Regions from separate parts of the Homo sapiens genome. Here region 2 is linked to region 1. Evidence: chromatin contacts called from ENCODE Hi-C or POLR2A ChIA-PET data. All regions are on one chromosome and are shown on one strand. Each heading gives the region's core, a stretch centred on a gene start or an enhancer-like site at or near the end of the contact. The rest is flanking DNA. Distances are from core to core; before and after follow the strand shown.

The links. A loop is a pair of places that touch in the nucleus more often than their neighbours do. ChIA-PET counts read pairs that join two places held with the same protein, here RNA polymerase II (POLR2A). Pooled maps may share reads with other maps.
Region 2: a loop to region 1 is called in a map of naive thymus-derived CD4-positive, alpha-beta T cell, with 17 times the contacts of the local background. The contact joins the enhancer-like site here to the promoter of MIR23AHG in region 1. A Hi-C loop is called at or near these places in 1 of 168 maps with a recorded cell type or tissue (naive thymus-derived CD4-positive, alpha-beta T cell), 1 of 37 single-sample maps with no recorded cell type and 4 of 50 pooled maps. POLR2A ChIA-PET finds 5 or more read pairs at or near these places in 1 of 52 experiments (naive thymus-derived CD8-positive, alpha-beta T cell).

Annotation. Positions count from the first base shown.
Region 1 is chr19:13,841,201-13,844,714 of GRCh38, reverse strand. It overlaps MIR23AHG (miR-23a/27a/24-2 cluster host gene), which reads left to right and starts at 1,797. Exons shown (of 1, transcript NR_036515.2): 1 at 1,797-3,514. RefSeq lists silencers at 1,636-2,365, 2,826-2,885 and a cis regulatory region at 1,391-2,899.
Region 2 is chr19:16,365,187-16,368,700 of GRCh38, reverse strand. The region is part of intron 22 of EPS15L1 (epidermal growth factor receptor pathway substrate 15 like 1); the gene reads left to right. Among named protein-coding and RNA genes, the nearest start is that of KLF2, 42 kb to the right of the region's middle. RefSeq lists enhancers at 1,911-2,140, 2,291-2,360. Within about 2 kb of position 1,965, at least 14 of the 41 ENCODE cell types and tissues checked have a DNase peak (open chromatin) inside an H3K27ac peak, as active enhancers do.

The DNA.
Region 1 (3,514 bases), core at 548-3,047:
GGATGGGGATGCGGTAGAGATCCGAGTTTTGTTTGTCATTGTAATTTGGTCACTTTCTACTTTTGCAATGACAAGTTTGTCTGTGTGCGTGTGTCCCTTACAGGGAGACCCCCACCCCCACCCCAGGCCCGCCCTGGAAATGCCATTCTTGTGTGTAGCTGCTCAGAAGGCCATGTGGTAAGTTGCTCCCACCTTCTGCGCCCCACCCTGAGTTGGGGAATTCTGTGCCACCCCAAATCTTCCCCTGGGGCCCCACTAGGCGGCTCTGCCCCCTCCTGCCCCAACCTGTCAGATCCTGCATCCTGGGCCAGCCTGCCCCTTGGGCCCCACAGGGAAGAAAAGGCCCTGGAGTCCCCAGGGCTGGGCCCCACGGGATGGTAGCTGGGTGTGGCTCCTAACTCCCTCTCCCCAGTTCCACCAGGTAGCAAGGTGAGAGCCAGCTGAGCTGATGAAATGGGGGACCCTGGAGGAATTCTGGGGTGCAAGGTGACACAGAAGCATCCAACTAGTCCCTCCAGTCCCTTGGAGGGCCTGGCCTGCTGCTGGGTACCCCCGCGCCCCCACCCCCAGAGTTACTCAAAAGGGGAGGCTGCTATCTTACCACCCAGGACGTGGATGAAGAATTGGATCCCTAGCCCCAAGGATGACACTTCAAAAATATTGGGGGCTGAGTGGAAAACATCATCCCCCAAAGCAATGCCCACCCAGGTCTGGGAAGGGTCCTGCGGGTTCCAGACCCCCACTGTGACACGATGGTGGTCGTGGGTGGTGGATAGGGGTCCATCGGCCTTTGTCGAGTCCTGGAGAGGGCAGATGGCAGCGGGACATGCCCAAGGAGACTGGCATGGTTGCAGAGGGCACCCCGCCCCTCGATCTCAGAGTTTTGTTCCTGGCCACCCACCTGGGCACTGGGCCAGGCCCCGAGGCAGGGCCTCCTCCTGAGGAACAATGCAGCCGCGTTCCTCCCGGTGGAGGCTGGAGGATGGAGCGGGAAAGACAGGCACACCGGGAAAGAGGGAGGGATCCAGGGAGGGCCTTGCTCCCAGAGCTACTCCGGGAGCCCGGGGAGTTTCCCAGAGGTCCCAGCGGGTGGGGGAGGGTGCCGGGAAGCCTAGGGGGAGGGGACCCAGACCCAGGGGCTGCATGGCCTGGGACCAGAAAGTCTTTTCTATGGCAGCAGGAGAGGGTTAGGTAGGATAAGAGGAGGAACTTCCTAAGGCTGGAGAAGGCGCTGTGGAACTGGAGCAAGTGGGGGTTCCTGTTTGGTGGCATCCCAGGGCAATACCCAGACCCAGGCCCCCCTCCCCGGGAGGGGTCTGCAGTGCCCAGTGTGCCCTGGGTCTGGGACCGAGCCCACCCGCCAAACCGCCCCTCACCAATCTCTATTCCCAGGGGCTCACGGCCTCCTGGGTTGCCTCTCCCTGGGCAGGCGCAGGCCTTAGACCAACAGGGGTTCCAGAGGTGGGATAGGGGGTTAGACCCTTTGCTCCCACCCTACCCCCGCAGACAGAGCCTTGGGCTTAAAACTCGGGACTGGGACTCAAGTTCAGGGTCCAGAGGGGGAAGTTGGGCTGGGTATGGGGCCCAGGCTGATTTCGGGACAAGGAGGGAGAAAGTTGGCCTTGAGTTGGGGGACGGGACAGAGTTGGGGGACAGGACAGAGAAACTGGGGGCGGGCCGGCTCGGGGGCACATGACGGCGACGCCTGCCCCGCCCCGCGCCCGCCCCCTGCCCGGCCCGGGGAGGGGGGGAGGAGACGGGAAGGTTTTAAAAGCGATTCGGCCCCGCGGCTGGCCGGCCAGTGAGTGGGGTGGAGCGCGGCCGGCGGCCGCCCCCGGCCGGTCTCGGGCCCGCAGCCCGCCCGCCTGAGCCTCGGCCGGCCCGGCCCGGGGCGGCGGCCGGAGCCCGGAGTGCGCGCCCGGCTCCCCTCCCCCCGCGGGTAAGTGGAAGTCAGGAGGGACCCAGGAGGGAGGCCGGGAGCGATCGGCGCCTCGGCGGCAGCGGCGCCGGCAACTTTTCCGCGCCTGGCTCGTGGGCGGAGTGGGGCTGCGCCCGGCGGGTCCCCAAGAGCGTTGCGAGAAGGCGAGGGCGCCGCCCCGCGCGCCTTGAGCGCCCCGCCGCCCGGGGTGGGTCGGGGATCGGGGACAGTGCGTCTGACGGTGGCGACGGCGGCCGCGGAGTCCCGGGGCGCCCCCTACGGAGCGGGGGAAGGGCGGCCCGGCCTCTGTTCCCTTCCCAGTGGCCCCTCCACCCCGACCCCCCAGGGGACGCATGGGAATGCGGTGGGGAGGGCGGGTCCCCGCGCGACTTGGGCAGGTCAAGGTGGGCAGAGAGTTGTCAGGGTGGGAGGGCTTGTGTCCGGCTCGGACATGGGGCTTGGGTTGAGGGGCTTGGATATGCATATGCCTACCCCACTCCTAGCCCCCCGACCTGGCCTTTGGACGGGAGGAATGGGTTGGGGGGGTCTCTCAGAGTTCTTTGGGTGGGGGCGGGGGTGGATACCGGTCCAAGTTCTTGACGTGTCGCCCGCTGGGTAGGGGGAAGGTCTCTTGTTGGGCAGGGGCTGGTGGGAGCTGGGGGGATGTCTCCTTTCCCTTCGGAGAAAAGCGCTCATTCAAGGTTGCATAGGAAGGAAAGCCAGGTTGGGGACCAGCCCTGTGCAGCTTGGGGTCCCCGTGCCTTTTGGCTGAAGGAGGAGGTTAAAAGGGCCCAGACTGAACCCCGACCCCTCTGTCTTAGCCCCAGACTGTTTTCTGATTTTAGCACTAGATTTGGCTGCCCCTAAAGCCCTTAGCCCTAACTGACCTTCCTGCCCAGCCCAGCCCAGCCCAGCCCAGCCAGGCCCCAGACCCAGTGGCTTCTTGAATGTTTTGGCTGTGCAGCTGGCTCCTTGTCACCTGCCCCCTTCCCAACCTTCCCCAGCTGGCAGCCTCTGACTCCTGGTCTATGAGGGTGAGGCTGGGGGCTGGGGGACCCCTGGCATAAGGGGTGTCCTCTGGCAGTCCTGCCCCAGCTGGAGGGCTGTACCCAACAGGTGCCCAGGCTTAGAGGCGAGGTGATGTTGGACACACCCTGTCCGCTCGCCCACATGCCCTGCCCGGGCCAGCCTGGGTACATGTGTTCACATGCCGATGTCCTGGGAAGGCACAGGCCCTGGGGCTGGTGCTAGCTTTGTTCTCTGATCCCGTGAGGCACCCATGGCCCTCTGCCCTTGCAGCACGTCCTCTGGGAGCTCCTTCAAGACCCCAACAGGCAGGCCTTGCCTGTGGATCTAGAGGGGGCCCTAAAATAGGTGCCGGCCTGGCCTGGGGCTGGCACGCGGAGCACATGCGTGACAGGGCGTGTCCAGAGGGTCGGGCCTGTCTGTGCTGGCCTGGCCACTGAGCCTCCGCCGACCCTTGCTCGCTGGAGAAAGACAGCAGAGGCGGATGCTTTAGGAGGGACCCCCGTGTCGTGCCCACCCTCTAACAATGCAAGTGGACGCCAGATGTTCCATGCAGACCGCAGCTGCGGG
Region 2 (3,514 bases), core at 716-3,215, 2.5 Mb before region 1:
GTTATGTAGGGTGAATGATGGTTTTGTGAGATCGCCTGTTGTGTAGGGTGAATGACAGGTGGGTGCCTGTGTTGTGTAGGGTGAATGATGGTTGTGTGGGCACCACCTGTTGTGTGGAATGAATAACAGTTGTGTGGGTGTGCATGTTGTGCAGGATGAACGAGAGATGTGTGGGATCACCTGTTGTGTAGGGTGAATGACAGTTGTGTGGGTGTCTGTGTTCTGCAGGATGAATGACAATTGTGTGGGCATCCTCTGTTGTGTAGGATGAATGGGAGTTGTGTGAGTGTCCATATTGTGCAGGATGAATGACAGTTGTGTAGCCATCTCCTGTTGTGTAGGATCAATGATGCTTGTGCATGTGTGTCCCCTGTTGTGTAGGATCAATGATGGTTGTATGTGTGCGTCCACTGTTGTGTAGGATCAGTGATGCTTGTGTGTGTGTGTCCCATTGTGTAGGATCAATGATGGTTGTGTATGTGTGTCCACAGTTGTGTAGGATGAGTGAGAGTTGTGTGATCGTTCTGTGTTGTATAGGATAATAGCGAAGGTGGGCAGCTTCCCTGACCACAAACCCTTGTTTTGTATTTTTTTGTTTTCTTTTTGTTTTTGTATGTATCTCTCATCTGCAGAACTGCATTTTCCAAGTACAGCACTGAACTGAACTGTATAAACAGAACCTAGCCAGGATCAAACACACACACACACACACACACTCTCTCTCTCTCTCACTCTCATGTTTATTACTAATATTTTTATTAATCGGATTGATTGAGACCATACCTCACCTGAACCTTTTATGCTCCTCCTAAGCAAAAAATTTAAACCAAGAGAGTTTCCTTTCCAAGGTTTTTATAGCATTCACCGTTTTTATGGTTTGCAATTGTATATTTCTATTCAATTTTTTGTTTGTTTGTTGTTTTTTGGGTTTTTTTTTTTTTTTTTTTGCTTTGCACCCAGCTCTTGAGGATGCTTTTAAGCGGAGGGCTTCCTGCAAAGCAAGATAGAAAAGTCAGAACCTTGAAAAACTTTGCTGACCAAGAACGCTAGTGCAGCAGAGCCAGCCCCATCACAGCCCCGATCCCGGGTGCTAGGGGCGTGCGCAGCCTCGAGAAGAAGCTTGAGAAATAGGAGAATTAAAGAAATTTCTATCAGGGTGGAGCCGGCCACCAAGTTTTTTTTTTTTTTTTTTTTTTTTTTTTTAACAGCACATACTGTGGTAAACCATTTGGTTCATATTGTTTTTGCTAAAGTCAGTCCTGTGTGTGGTTTCGGTACACCGCTTGGGTAACTGTTGAAACTGCTGTGGTTTGAAAATAAGTTCTATTTTGTGTTTTCTTCAGTCTTGTATCCCTTGCCCCCTGTTAATGAAGTCTCCCTGCGGTAGGCAGTCAGCACACCCAAGAGGGTCTTTAATTTCATTTGTCTTTATTCACTGCCGTCTGCTGTGGTCCCCGGTAGTTCCCGCTGCAAATATCTAGGATTGATGGCATCGAACCAGGTGCCAGGATGATGCCTGGCACCTGGTTTGATGCCATCATTCCCAGATGTTTCTATACCCACTTTTTTGGGTTTTGTTTTCATGATTTCCATCCCCTTTTCTGAAATGCGCGTCAGTAAAGCTCTCTCCTTACTCATGTTTTCTGGAGCCATAAAAAAGTATAAAACCCTGGCGTGGGTGCGCGTGGCAGCTTTTGCTTCAGGGCCTGGAGGCAGATTAAAGTTACTTTGTCACGTTTGAGATAAGCTATACCTCACAAAATCGGAAAAAACGATTAAGGAGTTAGCAGAAGTGGTTACATAAAAGCAGGAACTAGACCTAGAAGGTTTGAAAAATACAGCCGCTAAAAATAAATCGCTGAGCAAAAGTGGGAAGTTTGGGCTGAGGGCCGTGGCCCTACAGTGATGCCGGGGGCTTTCTTTGCTCAAAGCGTCTGGTCATTAGCAAGGTCGAGAGCTGGACCGGGCACTCGGCTGACCTCACACGTGTCAGGTCCAAAATCTCCTCTCTTACCAAAGCACAAACACTAACAACTGAGAAAAAAACCGTTGTTGTTGTTGATGTTCCTTCTGAAAACAAGAGGCCAGCAGTTGATGTGCCCTGGTTTCATATTACCATAGTCATGATTTCTAAATAACAACGGTTTCGGCAACAGAGCAAAACCAGGCACAGGCAGTTCTTGGTGTGAACGAAGCTTTTCATCTCTCTGAACATCTCTTTGCGCATCAGAAACCTCAGCTTGAAATGGTAGCAGGCAGAATTCTTAACCGCTCCTCCCAAAAACCAATTTCTTTTTTTTAAACCCCCCAAACCAAGGGAGGAAGATCTTCATTGAAAAGAAGAAGAAAAGCAGCTCAAAAATGACTGATTTATTTGAACCTTCTGTACCGTGGCAGTCGCTCTTGGGGGCCTGGCTGGGGCGTCCTCCCTTTACACCTCCCTCCACATTCTTGCAAATCTGCCTCAGGTGATCACTCCCTGCAGGAACGGCTTCGAGAAATCAAGCAGTGTCCACCCTGGACTTGCTGCCCGTCCCAGGGGGCTACACCGTGTCCTGGGACTTTGAGCTTCTCCCCTGGAAACACTTAACTGTTTCCTCTGCTAGAATCTTGCTATTTGATCCATATCACATAGGTATTCGAGGAAAAATCAAATACCCAAGCATGCACAGTAACATTGCTGTTTCCTGCAAACCAGGAAGGGCAGATGCCTTTATTCCCTTCTCGCTCCCCAGGGTGTTGCTCCAAAGGGCCCCAGGTCCCTGGAGACCCGTGGAATCTGTAACAGGTGGCACCTGGTTCACCAGGACCTCCTGAAGCCCACTGTGTGCCGAGCCCTGGGCTGGAGGGCACCAGGGACATGGGGCAGTATTGGCTGGCATTTGTGGTATGCTGGGCCCGCTTTTCACAGAGCTGACCCTCAGCCGTGCCAGAGGCCAGTGCCACGGGAAGCAGAGTGGTGAGGGACCCTGGGGGAGGGGGGGCTTTCCCGTGGAGGGAGAAGCTGGGCAGAAGCAGGCAGGGGCTCGAGGGACTGGCTGAGGTCACTGTCCCTATCCCCTGCAAACCCACAGGCTGGGGTGCAGGACACTGTCACACTGTCCCCCAGGGTGCCCCTGCCGGTGGCTTTGGTGGCTCCCTGCTCACACTTGCTCTATCTCAGCCTAAACAGCAGACATGGATTGTCCCGCAGTTCTAGAGGCTCAAAGTCCAAGATCAAGGCGCCAGTGGGGTTGGTTTCTTCTGAGACCTCTCCTTGGCCTGGTGCATCTTCACATTGCTGTTCTGTGTGTAGATCTGTGTCCTAAGTTCTTTCAGTGAAGACAGTCATTGATCCTTTGACTTCGTTTTAACTCAGTTACCCCTTTAAATATGCTATCTTCAAGTATGGTTATATTCTAAGGCACAGGGGTTAGGACTTGAACGTATGAACAATTGTTGGGGGGACACAGCCCTTTGTTTGGATTAAGAAACAGGCTGAGGGGGGTGGCCGCCATGCCCCACACCGTCTTCC